Linked DNA regions of Homo sapiens: region 2 is linked to region 1. The links are chromatin loops, found by intact Hi-C in ENCODE. Cell type or tissue: IMR-90. All regions are shown on one strand. Links, peaks and the distances in the headings refer to the core of each region. The heading gives the core; the rest is flanking DNA.

The links. A loop is a pair of places that touch in the nucleus more often than their neighbours do. Peaks named below come from ENCODE experiments on the same cell type or tissue, not always from the same donor. Only the 100,000 strongest peaks of a DNase experiment are listed, where the experiment ranks them.
Region 2: it touches region 1 in a loop (8-fold over the local background); 17 of 110 quality-filtered maps call a loop at or near these places.

What each region holds. Positions count from the first base shown.
Region 1 is chr2:16,725,680-16,730,075 of GRCh38, forward strand. No RefSeq gene overlaps it. Among named protein-coding and RNA genes, the nearest start is that of CYRIA, 62 kb to the left of the region's middle. In IMR-90, for the core only: a CTCF peak has its summit at 1,671; no DNase peak of the experiment used is centred there.
Region 2 is chr2:16,611,228-16,615,623 of GRCh38, forward strand. All of the region lies in intron 2 of CYRIA (CYFIP related Rac1 interactor A), which reads right to left. Among named protein-coding and RNA genes, the nearest start is that of CYRIA, 52 kb to the right of the region's middle. In IMR-90, for the core only: a CTCF peak has its summit at 2,403; no DNase peak of the experiment used is centred there; H3K27ac peaks cover 395 bases.

The sequences.
Region 1 (4,396 bases), core at 121-4,120:
CTAGACTGTGAACTCGTTGAGAGTAGGTGTCATGTCCCAGTCATCTCTGAAGCTCTGCATCTAGCATAGTGCTTGGCAGAGGGAAGACAGTGAAAGCTTACAGATGGAACGAATGAACGAGGTGGTTGATGATTCAGTGACACACGAGTCGTTGCATGCTATGTTAGTTTTTCTATAACCCCTCATGTGTTTGCAGCCTTTCAGAATACCTGACCTTTGCATTCTTTAACTTATCGTTACCATAGTGCTTCCCTAGAAGGCTAACAGTGACAGTATAATTATTCTCCTGTTATACACAAAAAACTCAAGTACTTGAGAGTAAAGTGGCATGACTGAGGTTGACATCAGCAGATGGAGGAGTTAGGACCAGTACCTAGGTAGTTTGACTCCAGAATGGGTTTTTTCCACTTCATCACATTTTATCTTTTCCAGCCAGTATGCATTCCCTTTCTGCCTTTGGGGATTGGTTCAATATTTCTTCTGTTGGAGCTGGGTGGGGGACACTCCAACAAATACCTAGCCCTTGCCTCTTCTGATTCTTCTGGAAGGAGTCCACTTTCCATGAGTGGAAAATCCAAAAGAAACTATTATTCTGGAGAGGCCCAGTGCCTGATCTCTCATGCTCTACATTTCCCAACTCTCTTCCGGAAGTTACACTCACCCCAGATGACTTCAGAGACTCTTTCCGAGGCTTAGAGCAATAGTAATTGGCAAGCACTGTAATTGCCAACAGTCATTGGCAAGATACTGTTTGGTATCCACCTTCTTAAAATGGAATATGAGAACATATATTATTCTATTTTTTTAAAGTCTTTTTCCTCTTCTCTTCCTCCTCCTTCTCATTCTCCTCTTCCTCCTTTTCCTCCTCTTCACCTTTCTACTCCGTCTTTATTCCTGTCTATTCCTTGCAGCATTTTAAAGCTCTTCACACACATATGGGCAATTCAATTTTTTTCGCTAAGTCACTTTTGCTTCATTATCATTAAAACTAATGTGTATTTTTTTCTGCAAAACTTTGCTAAAGTCCCTAGCTAGGATACAAAAAACCTGGGTTCTAGTCATTTTTTCTTAGTCACTGGCCTTGTGACTTCAGAAGAGTCACATAATCTTTCAGTTCTCTTATTAATCATGTTTCGTTTTCAATTATTTATTTTCACGATTGCCTTCCCTACTGGACAGTGAACAAGTAGAAGGTAAGGCCAATATTCTGTTCAAATATGTATTCTTAAGGCCTAACACAGTTTCCAGCAGATATTGGTTGAACTCAATGGCGCATTGAATGTCAGAGAGAGGATAGGAGGCAATTAACTGCAGAAAAGGTACACTGAGAAGCCCTTCTCACCTGTTGGGTGCTTTCCTTGATATTTGAGGAGGAAAGTAACAGGGTCAAAGGGGTGGGAGGTGTGGAGATGATGACAATGATGATGATGACAATGTGTGTGTGTGTGTGTGCAAGCACTCTCCTGTGCACACATATGTGATGTTTGTTCAGAATGGAGGACATAGAGTTGCTGGCAGCAAGGGAAGGAAGGGAGCCACGAGTGACAAAAACCCAGATAGTGGATCACTGAATATCGGGATTTGATGTAACCAGAGAAAATGGAGTCAAAATTCCCTGGCCCAATACCCAACAGAAACCTAGTCAAATACCCATGATCTTAGCACCACTGTGTGGCAAGAGCTGGGAGTCAAGAGTTCTTCTAACTCATTGGGTGACACAGGGAAAGCTGCCTCTACTTTAAGGTGACCTTTCAATTTCCAAGACAGCAGAAGACAATGAAGGTTGTCAGCTGAACTTTCGAGGATGCAAAAACACCCACGAGTTGTTGAGTGTGCCATGCTATTTTCTGGGAAAACAGAGGCTTACTAGGATTTGCTTGTTTTGGAATTGCTTCATATCAACATTGCCAAGGAAAAGGCCACACGCTGCCAGAAAGCCGAACTATGATTAGGATTGTTGGGCTAGGGATAAGAATTGCCCAGAAGATAGGATTTTTTTTTTCCAAAAGAAAGACTGTGAAATATATATGAAGGTGAAAATAGAGTGACCACATATGATTAGTGTGATTGGGACCAAGACATTATGGAGAAAGCAATTCTGCTTAAATATCTAAAAGCACAAGAGATACCACAAATAAATCCTAGGAGAGAACACAAGTCAGGAGATTGACATGGGTATGAGGAATATAGGAAAGTATTTTTACCAACATAAAGAGGAGTGTGGAATATATTTCCTAAGAATGCTTCATACATCCTATCCTCCTGATATGGTTTGGCTCTGTGTCTAAATCTCATCTCAAACTGCAATTCCCACATGTCAAGGGAGGGACCTGGTGGGAGGTGATTGAATTATGGGGGTGGTTTCTCTCATGCTGTTCTCGTGATAGTGAGTGAGTTCTCATGAGATCTGGTTGTTTGATAAGTGTCTGGTGCTTCTCCCCCTCACTTACTCTCCTGCCGCCTTGTGAAGAAGGTGCCTGCTTTCTCTTCTGCCATAACTGTAAGTTTCCTGAGGCCTCCCCAGCCATGCAGAACTGTGAGTCAATTAAACCTCCTTTGTTTATACATTACCCAGTCCCAGGTAGTATTTTTACAGAAGTGTGAAAATGGACTAACACACCTTCTTAGGAATAATTTTAACATTAAATTAATGTTCAAGATAATACAAATAGTAGTGTTTATATAAGAAAATATTTTGTGTAAAAAGACCCAGAATCTCAGCTTTGTGTATTCTGTAGCTGTCCCAATAACAATTTTCTTGTAATTAAGCAGCCAGCTGTTCACTGACTCTCAAATGCTTTTCCCATTACAATGGCCAGCATGAGAGGCTGAGACATACATCTCCATCCTTATGTAAGAATTTGGGGGCATTTCAACAACTCAGCTGACTGTGTTTCATCTTCTCAAAGTACTTCTGTTTTGATCATTTTTTCTTATGAAATAGGGAAAATAAAACAAGAAAAACCAAAACCACAATTCCTATGAGTTTCATACCTTGTAAGTGTGTAATAACACTGCCAATACTCTCTGTGAGCATCAAGGTAACTTTTCCATAAAACATCAGGTTTTGTTTGTTTTTCTTAAACTTAAGAAAACAGGTTAAGAAGCATGTTTTCTCCTGTCATGATTTTGCAACGTTAAAGGCAACAGAGGGGTCTGTTTCCTGCATGTTTACTTACTGCAGAGCACGGGATTGTTCTGCACGTAGTACTCCGCCAGTTGTCTGGGCATCATTTCATCCTTCTTGACTATGTCTCATCAGGTTTCTCTCTGAGTTGATGATCTATTTTAAGAGTCACTGTTTCACTCTGCTACATCTGAGGAAACACTGTAGAACAATGCAAAACTAAATACTGGTTCTACATTATTGCAGGGGAGAGACTTTTGGCATATGTAGCCACCTTTCTCATAACATAAAAGAGCTATAAACATCAAAGCCCAAATAGATCTGAGACCACCTGTAGCCCAAACTAAGGAGAGAAATTTAGCCCAGAGCATCTTTAGTTTGAACACAAGTGAATATGATTCCTGGGCAGAATGTCTAGAAGAAAAATAAATGGGCACTGCATCTTTCTTTGTCTATAGAATGAGGTAATAAGATGTCAGATGAGAAGTGATCATGGTTTGGGACAACTGGTAAATTGGAGAAATTTGCTTTCAAAGGCACTAGCCTGCATATTCCCTGCACAGTGTCTCAGGCTCTCTGAAAGGCAGTTGATGACTTAGACGCTTGAAGAAATTAGTGTTAGTCATTTTCCACTAGAAAGACTATGTCATGGCGTGCTCTCTCCTCATCTTCCTTTCTCATTGGACCCATTTCTTCTTCCTTCTTGAAGTCATCATATGACGTGGACTCCATATCTGACAAGCACCAGTGATCACAGAATGAAAGTTCTGCCTCTCTGCCTGCAACTTCACAGTGCAGAGAGGGTCAACCCGAATGTTTGTACTCAACAGTTCTTGACTTTCATTTTCTAAGTTCATCATCACTTTTTAAGCTTTCGGGAGTCCTGGGTTTTAACTGTTTGCAGGAATTCTGGTTTCTAATTACTGTGAATGATACCTGACAATTTCCTTGGCCACAATTTCTCTGTCTGAATTTTAAACATCAAAAAATATACTGCACTTAATAGCCAAAAACACATTTTAAGTAAAAAAGTTTAATATACTCATGATGATGATAATTTTCCAACCATAGAGAAAATGGTTTCATACACTTGTTTTTGCTGAAATGCTGGCAGTGTGTGTCTATTGAGGCATTCATCTCCTTCCTACCCAAGAGACTCTTCCCATTGCCTCTAGGTTGAGGCTCACATCCCATCCTCCAGCAAGAGAGTGCTGCAAGGCCGTTCAGAATAGAGATTTATGTGTGCTTCACTTAAAATGAATCTCATCC
Region 2 (4,396 bases), core at 318-4,317, 110 kb before region 1:
GGTGGCATGTGCCTGTAGTCCCAGCTACTTGGGAGGCTGAGGCAGGAGAATTGCCTGAACCCAGGAGGTGGAGGTTGCAGTGAGCCGAGATTGCACCACTGCACTCCAGCCTGGTGACAGAGAGAGACGCCATCTCAAAAAATAAATAAATAAATCTGGTAACCAGTCAAAGAAATAAATACATGAGCATTGCTCTTTTTAGAGAATAGGGCTAAATAAAACATGGCTCTTGCAGTAAGGACCAGTAAGGATGAGAATCTGCATTCAAAGACAACTATAATGGGGAGGAAGACTCTAGTGAGGACTGTGATCTGGGTAAAGGCAAAGTGTTTGGGGAAAGGAGTCTAAAAGAGGAGGTGCCTCATCTGGACTAGAATAGTCTGGGAGGGTTTCCTGCAGAAAGGGGCTGTAGCTCGAGGTGGAGGAGAGGGAGAAACTCCCAGTGAACATCCCACTGCCAAGACGCCTGTGAGGTGTGAAGAAAGGAGCCCAACGTCCTTCACTTTGGGATCTGCTGAGATCACACGTACTGGGCGGAGGGGCGGAGGTGGGGGGGTGGTGGTGGAGGTTGGACATGAGGGGTCTCTGGAGTGGCAGCTGTCACAGGGTTGGCTTTAAGATCTGTGAAAGCCAAGCCATTGCCAGCTCCCAGTCTTCTGGTTATGTTGAAGTAGTGGGACCAGATTTCCTGGGTGGCTCTTAAGCCTGCTCTGAAAGTAGTTTCCTGCCAGGCCACGATGCCTGTCCCAGTCCTGCAGGGGGGACTCCTTGCCCTCTGCACCTTGTGCCACAGCCCCCTGTGTCCTCTCTCCCACCACATTTCCACATTCCTGGTCACTCCTGCTTACCTGCCTGTCTCTCCTCCTAGGAGGTGAAGACCCCCTGGATGGGAACTGGAACTTACTTGTGATTGAATCCACAGCAAGCCACCCAGGGAATGTGTGTGGCTGAATGCATGAAAGAATGAGTGAAGAATGATAGTGTGAAGGCCACAATCAGAATCCAAGTTCTTCCAGCCTGAGGTCCTTCCAGGCAACTACTTAGAAAGAAAGAGGGAAGGAAAGGAGGGCATGTGGATGGGAGGGGGGAAAAGGGTGAGAGGATAGGAAGAAGGAAGGAAGGAAGGAAATAAGGAAGAAAGAGAAAAGGAGGAAAAAAGAGGGTGGGATGAAGGGAGGGGAGGAATAAAAATGGTTCCACCATGGTGACACTCATTTTAATAAAGATATAGCTAAAGATCTCATGCTATGCTTGAAAGTTAAAAGAAAGATAATTTGAGTCAACAAGAAAAGTGAAATATGTCCTCAATGATGCACAAATTAACTTCTAAAAAAGACAGCAGGATTTGAGAAGAGCCTGCCACCCACTGCTAGGATGTGATGGCCAGAGACTTACTTTCATGATGACAAGCCTGCAGAACCATCTCTGCTCTGGCCTCTGAAGCAGCCAATCAGCTGCAGGAGGCTGAGCTGCGTGAGAAGTCCAACTTCAAGGATAGATGCTGCAAAATAGCAATGTCTCCCCACCAAGCGGAGGTGGATGCTCATTTTATGGAACTTCTTGATATGGTCTGACTCTGTCCCCACCCAAAATCTCATCTGGAATTGTAGGTCCCATAATCCCGACATGTCGTGGGAGGGACCTGGTGGGAGGTAATTGAATCATGGTGGCACTTCCCCCCCATACTGTTCTCATGGTAGTGAATGTGTCTCATGAGATCTGATGGTTTTATAAATGGGAGTTCCCCCGCACAAGCTTTCTTGCCTGCTACCGTGTAAGATGTGACTTTGCTCCTCATTCGTCTTCCTCCTTGACTGTGAGGCCTCCACAGCCATGTGGAACTGTGAGTCAATTAAACCTCTTTCCTTTGTAAATTACCCAGTCTTGGGTATGTCTTTCTAGCAGCGTGAGAATGAACTAGTACACTCCTTTAAGTCAAAATTCCAGCTGAAGGAATTTCGAAGAATGCTGAAGGCTGGGAGACTTCCATGCATTTTCAGGAGTGCATTTTCAGGTATTTACTGCCTCCACCTCTGGGCAGGAGAGCCAGCGGGTAGTGCTGTCCCAGGGGAGGACATGATTCTCTTCAGTCCCTTTTCATAATGCATACCTGAGCAGACACAGAGGACCCTGACACTGAAATCCCAAGGACACTCATTCCCCTGCTTTCAAAAGGCCTTCATCTAAATCAAATTCTCATGATCCGATAACTACACTAACAGCAGCCATTCGCTGAGTGTCAGCCCTGCACTCGATGCTATGCTAAGCGCTACATGCAAATGCCCTCATTTAATTCTCACAATTACCCTCCAGTAGGTTAGTTTGAAGAGTTACTATATTGTATATTTCTGCTAAATTGGAGAGCTTTTCTCTGGGCAAATGCAAGAGCTTGCAGTTAAGTACCTTATCCACTAAGGGGCATTATCATCTCACATTAAAAATACCAGACCTGGTCAGGTAGGTACCGAACACAAATGCAGAAATTTGTGAAAAAAGGACAAAGCAGAAGTATCAAGTTCAACATCCTGAATATTTTCTAAACGTGATTCCACTCATTTGTAAAAAGTGTTTAAACTCACAGTTGTAGTAGCCAACGCTTACTTAATGTAGTAACTCAATTGCTGCTTCAAGGTCATTTCAAAAGCATCTGTCTTGACCACTTTGCCAGAAAACGGGGCTATGACATTTGAGAAGGAAACGTGAATAGACTTAGCCATTTGGCTTAGTAATTATCCTCTCCAGCCCCTTCAACTAGTTTCTTAAGTCACGTTTTCCACTGAGGAAAACATCTGTGTTGTGGCTGAATCAACTTCACTCAAGTTAAGGGTAAAAAGAAAGGTTGGAATCCTACCACAAGCTTATCAGAATGAGTTTCTATAACTCATTTAAACAAAACCCCCACTTAAAATTATATTTTGAGTCAGAAAATACTCTGGAAATGGAAATGCACATAGTTGAAGACCCTCAATTCATGATCTGTACCCCCGAGCCTGCTTTTATGGACAGATGGGAGATGGACAAAGGTACAAGTTGCTCCCATGGAGGATGTCCCTGCAGGAAATCTGCAATCCACAAGAGAAGGCAGCAAAGTCCTCATGGAACTTCCCTGTTTAGATTGATAAGCCAAGACCACAATTAAACCAAACAAACAAACGCACAAAGTTTATCTCTGAATTTCTGTGTAAGCCCAGCCTGGCTCCTGATGACTCAGCGATGCTCTATCCTGATTTAAACTTTCCCCTGTCGTCGGGGTTCCCAGGCTGCTGTCTGTGGCCACACAGTCCTCTACATTCGAACGCTTTGCCTTTCACCCTCTGGAGAGCCTGCAAGCCTCCCAGACAGATCAAGCACTGTTTGGGCTATTTCTTCATTCCACTTGAAGACAGCAAATTGTGATTCCAACATGAGGTCTGAGTTGCTCCCCAGCTCATATCATCTGACAACCCAGCTCAGCTACACAAAATAATCTCAGGTCCTCTGGTACTCAGTGGAAGATGGAAAATACACTGAGACGGAGCGTAGAGACACCCGGTCACCTGCCACGTAGCAGCTGTATGGCCTTGGCAAGGTGCCACATCCCTCTCCACAGCTGCCTTTTCTTGAATGCCTACTGGATGCCAAGCTCTTTGCTGGCTCTTACTCATCTTCAAAATCTCTCTGCAGAGTAGTGCCTTTAGATAAGGAAACTGCGGCACAGCAAGATTCTGGAACTCATGAAGACCATTCCCTTCTGTGTGACTCCATTAGATGGACTGGATCAGGCTCCAAACAGGAGCCAGTAGTTCTTGTCCATAAAGGAGCTCTGGCAATGAATTCTGCATAAATTGCTTCTAACCATGAAATACAAAATGGCTTATTGTTTTTTCTTTGAGTTTTCTAGGCTCTTACTGCTCTGAGCATGGTCTGGAGACTGGCACCCACCTGGGAGCTTATTACAAATGCAGTCTCTCAAGCCCCACCTCAGAACTGCTGAACGCAAGTCTATGTTTTAATCGAATCCTCAGTGTCCTCAAGTTTGAGAACCACTGCACTTGACTAAAGATCTGAAGTCCCAGTGTCATATCCCCTTCTCTTCTGCCTCCCCCAAGTAACCAGTGGTCGTTTTAGGATTGGTCCCGAAATCCGGAGTTCCTCTCCTACTGGTTTAGTATGCATTTGGTTTTACAAGTGGGCCCCTTGATTAGTTCCACTTGCACAAATGAAAGTTTACATTGTAACCAGGGATAGGACCCACTGAGCCCCCACTGCAGGCTGGGCTTTGTACTAAGTGCTTCACATACAATATCTCAGTCCTTGAGCTGGACTAGATGGCTATGAAGTCTTCACTCTTTCTACAACCAACACTGCCTCCACTCTCCCAGCCTGTTTCTTCACCTGCAAATGAGATCACACAGAG